2 separate regions of the Homo sapiens genome follow, and region 2 is linked to region 1. A link is an interaction called in ENCODE POLR2A ChIA-PET data of the cell type or tissue named here. Cell type or tissue: MCF 10A. All regions are shown on one strand.

The links. ChIA-PET counts read pairs that join two places held together with the same protein. Peaks named below come from ENCODE experiments on the same cell type or tissue, not always from the same donor. Only the 100,000 strongest peaks of a DNase experiment are listed, where the experiment ranks them.
Region 2: POLR2A ChIA-PET joins it to region 1 with 5 read pairs; 6 of 35 experiments call an interaction of 5 or more read pairs at or near these places.

The regions. Positions count from the first base shown.
Region 1 is chr2:233,386,303-233,388,802 of GRCh38, reverse strand. It overlaps DGKD (diacylglycerol kinase delta), which reads right to left. Exons shown (of 30, transcript NM_152879.3): 2 at 436-546. Among named protein-coding and RNA genes, the nearest start is that of DGKD, 33 kb to the right of the region's middle. In MCF 10A, no CTCF peak of the experiment used is centred here; DNase peaks (open chromatin) are centred at 972 and 2,062.
Region 2 is chr2:233,277,639-233,280,138 of GRCh38, reverse strand. It overlaps ATG16L1 (autophagy related 16 like 1), which reads right to left. Exons shown (of 18, transcript NM_030803.7): 10 at 2,466-2,500. Among named protein-coding and RNA genes, the nearest start is that of ATG16L1, 27 kb to the right of the region's middle. In MCF 10A, no CTCF peak of the experiment used is centred here; no DNase peak of the experiment used is centred here.

The DNA.
Region 1 (2,500 bases):
CTGCACTCCAGCCTGGACGACAAAGCAAGACTCCCTCTCAAAAAAAAAAAAAAAAAAAAAAAGAACTTCAATATACTTAAAGAATAAAAATTATTTAATAATAAGAAGATGAAATTCATAGCCCCGTGATTCCCTCCGCCTTTCTGAGAGAGAGATATCCAGCTGTAACGCGGCTGTCTCTGTGACCCTTTTTTCCTTTTCCCCATTACCGATGACATTAAAGAAAAGGAAAATGAACAGAAATTAATTTTGATAAGAAATAAAACATGCCTTGAGACAAGTAAAACCTGACAGCGTGGAGTGTTACAAAACTCACTGGCAATAACAGATCTGAGAATTGAAGCTTTTCCCACACAAGGACTCAGCACCCCCAGTTCCTCCCCTGGGACGGCTCCTGTGATGTCCTCGCGTGTGCTTTCCTGCATGGGGCCTCACCTTTGCCGTTTTGGCATAGTAAAGCGTTCGCCCTCGAAGCTTAAAGTATCTCCTTTTTGATCGCTGGAATGAATTGTTCTGTTTGGTCAGCATCCCCTCTTTGATGATGGTCTGAAAGTACAGAAACATATTCATAAACTTGCGTTTTCAAGGTGCCCTTTCACTCTTCCGGCTGAAACGCAGCCTGTTGCGGCTGAAACATATTCGTGTCTCTAACAGAAAATATTTCTCACACTCTCAACAGACCTTGACCTATGCACAGGCCCAGCACGCTGCCGGGGGCATGGGGGGTTGCACCAATCCTGTCCTCTAAGGGGCAATGTGTGCCTGTGTGGGTGGGGGTGTCAAGAGGCCCAGGGTGTGCCCTGGACGCACTGGCAGACATGAAGAAGGGACACTGAGGCTCACAGGGCCACAGTACACAGCAGCTGGGAGGACACTGGGACGCGGGGCCAGTGCATTCTCCAACTTCAGCATTTGGTATTTTTCAGCTATTCTTGGCCCTGTCTCTGTGTTCTCTGGCCCCCTGCCATTTCTCAGGATGCTGCTGCCAAAGCTGTCTACGTCAGCGGCTCTGGGGCTCAGAAGCTCCAGGCCCGCGCCCTCAGCCCAACCCACCACTCACAGGCCTGGCGTGTGCATCTGCACACACCATGAGAGGAAAGTGCCTCGGCCACAGACACTAAAACTCCTCTCAACCCGAAAAGCTGATGAGTTCACCCCAACACAAGACGTTCTCTTACGAGAATCCAGAAATGGATTATACGGTCCACTCATCTTGGCTCAATTAAAGCCAAGAATGAAGGGGGCTCTACTTCTCCCGGAGCTGCTCTCCCGCCTTACGCAGCCCATGCCACCAAAACATCAAATGCGTAACTAACTACTTGGTCATGAGATGTTTTGACGTACTCGGAGCCATTAACACAATCAAAAAGAATAAACGACAAGCATGAAGACAAGAACCTGGCTCTCGGCGTTCGCACACTATGTTACATCCCACCTCACGGAAATGCCCAGTCCACAAGGAGCCTCAGCATGGAAATGGAGGGAGGCTTCCTAAAAATTCTGTTCAAAGACAAGCACATTGGTTCAGAGAAGCTTTTGCTTAACTACCTAATCTCATATAGCTCTGCACTTTACGTAAATGTTTCAAACAGTGCATGTACAAAGTTCTTAAGTATCCACAAACACTTAAAACTCCCTAAGATAAAACCAGCAAAAGCAAGACACAGGAGGCTCATGTCCCCCACCTATGCCAGAATGCAAGCGCAGAACACTGCGCTGCCTGTTCCATCCACCGGCATTCACAACAGGAGAGACAGTGGAACAGGGAAGGCTGCAGAAAGCCCCCAGCCCGACACGCCATCAACATGTGGACGGACACCAGGACCACACCCGGACAGCACAGGCCAATGCAAACTGCCTAGGGGTCTCTTCTCCTTATCCCGCAACCAGCCATCCTCACTGTGCCCTTCCTGGGTTGGGGGGAACTGGCTGCACTCACGACCACTTCCAAGAGCTTCTTGCTCACCAGCATGTGCCAATCATGGTGAACTCTGCTTTTGGCACTGACCCAGTGGCACAACAGCAGCCCTTTCCAACTCTAGAGGATCAGCGCAGGGCAGAGCTGCTGAAGAATCTACTGACTCATTCTTGGCTTATACATTCACCTCACACTTCTGAAGAAGGCACCCACCCTCTCCCCAGTAATTAAAGAGTGCCAGGAAGGAAAAAGAGAGGAGCCCAACATTATCCAACGATCAAGCATTCTGATGACGCTTGTTTGCCAGAAGTGACCTCCCCACCCCCACCCCCTCCCCTAGAGACAGCGGGGATCCCCAGCATACAGTTAGCATCTGAGGTCCCGTCCAAAACAGACCAAGGGTGATCCAAGGCAGACAGAAAGTCCCACCCCGATTCTGGTAGCGAGGATATAAACCAGTCTTCAGTGTGAAGGACTGGGAAATGGTATTTGTTTCCAAACATCCTTTTCACATCCAAGTACACATGGATGAAACTCATTTCAAATACATCTGCACAGAACAATGCCATCCATGGAAGCCTG
Region 2 (2,500 bases), 110 kb after region 1:
GCTGTCATGTACATTCAGGCCACAGACTGTTAACCTGGTTGATGAACCTCTCCTCTGAACTCACTTGCAAAATACAGCATATTTAATGGCTTTTTCTGGATCCTAGCTTTCTTAAGATTTTCAAAAGGGTTGAAAAAGGCTAATATTCGCTAAGATTTTCCTTTAGATGAAATCTTCACAGATAAAAATATTACTGCAAATTCTAAGAAATATCTCTTTGGCTTATGCTTAAAATACTGGTCTATTTGCTTGGCACTTAACACAGTGCCGAAATGTAGGAAGTGACCAAAAAATTAATGCTATTCAATATGAGAGATTGATCTCAAAAGAACAAAGACCGTATTAAAACTCTTAATTATCTACAAGATACGGGGTTGGGGGCGGGGGGTGCTATGTCAACAGCATTTGTATAATTCCCAGTGGAACTTCTGCTTTGGAGAAAATGAGCAAAAACAGATGTTCCCACTGGGTAGAAAGTGTGATTCTTCTGATAATCTAAAAGGATGAAAAAACAGGACCCCCAAACTATTTCAGAAAAGGTCTCTTGAACTTGGCCTCTTCCAAGATTCAGTAAATAAATATTTGCCAAGACGAAAAATCTTGTAGACTGAAACAGCTGTTTGTAGAAGAAAGGCCCTACACAAAACTGTAAGAAATGCCGCCACACATTCTGCTATTTCTGTAGATTAGGTAGAAACTTGATTTTATTAACACAAATTATGTGCTGGCACAGATTATGTCAGTATTAACTTCAACTGATGTTCGTTTCTTTTCAGCCGCAAAAAGGTTACTAGAATTAAAGGTTGGTACCTCTAATTTTCTTATAGGTGTTTTTACTGACCAAGGAGTAAAACGAAAATATTTCTAGTGTTATTTTTATTTAAATCTCAATGGCATACTCAAAACAGACTGTTTACTTTGATTTTGCAAATCAAATTCCCTAAAATTTCCTTTTTTAAAAGACACAGGGTCTTGCTCTGCTGCCCATGCTGGAGTGCAGTGATGCGATCAGAGCTCACAGCAGCCTCTCACTCCTGGGCTCAATTGATCTTCCCACTTCAGCTTCCCAGGAAGCTGGGACTGCAAGTGCATGCCAACACACCCAGCTACTTTTTAATATTTTTTTTGTAGAGGCAGGGTCTCATTTTGTTGCCCAGGCTGGTCTTGAACTCCTGGCCTCAAGCAATCCTCTTGCCCCAGCCTCACAAAGTGAAAATTTCTTATGATTTGTTTTTATTATTGTTTTCTAATTGCTTCAGCCATTATCATTCATAAGCTAAATGTTTCTGGGCAAAATAGTAAATTTTAGTATGCTTCAATGGGCTCTAACTGCTGAGTCCCTTTCCTGAAAATCAAAGGCCGGGGCAGATAGGAGGGGTGCTTTACTAATAACCTATTCTAATAAGTTGCTCCTGCTCTGATAAACCTTAAAAGCAGTACCCCTAAGATTTTTCAGTTGCTAGAGAAGGCTACAGTAAGAGCATGGAATTTCAGGTCTTCTGGCCTGCATTAGTCCTAGTTCCACCACTCCCTCACCACAGAAATCATTCACTAGCCATGTAAATCACGTAGTATCTGAGTTTTATTCCCTTTATCTGTGAAATGGCGCAATCTCTACCATTCTAACCACACAGGGCTGTTGTGATGATCAGGGGAATTAACAGACAAAATCACTTTGGAGCTATTTATTGCTCGACAGGGATAATGTGTGTGTCGCAGCTACAGACACTTGGCAAAGTGGTTCCCGTTAAAAACCTTAAGCCTTATTCTTCGGCCTTACTTTAGTAAAAATACACGCATATTTAACTGAATCTCGAAAACGTCAAAACTGGGAAATGCCCGGCTTCAGACTTCTAAGAGATGGTTTCATTAACTTCCATTTTCTGTTTTAATGCCATCCATCTCTGAGCATCCTAAAAGTCCAAAGAGACTGAGTCTTGATCTAAGGGCCCTCGTCTGATACACTGTTAAATACATCTTTTCTAGGTAGTACGCCTCTGTTTCCTCAAGCTTAGACATGACTCCAGTCATTTTTTCCCTAGGCTATTGCAATTGTCATTAAATGCATCAACCACAGCTTAATGTATAGTTTAATTGTAGAATCCATGATCATAAGACTTATTTTCCTCATAAAAACGGTACTATTTTGCAAGATGCTCTGATTGGTATATACTTGAGAAAAACTACAGAAACCTTACTAACATAAACATATCCATAACTTAACAGTATTTTCTGATCACTACTTAGAAAATGAGAGCAAACATCCACTCGGAAGTAAAGAATAACTGAGATGTATGATGCTTTGGTCAAACGATCCCTTACATAAAATGTATGTTTTGAGAAAATGAACAATTCACAGTGCCTGAAAGCAAGGTCAACCAGATGCCAGCAACACAGCTTCTTTCTGCAGTGCAAGGGTGCATCATCTCAAGTTTTCAGTCTGAGAACATGCAGCAGGCTCTCACCTCCAAATACTTCCCAAAGCTTAACCCTGCGGTCC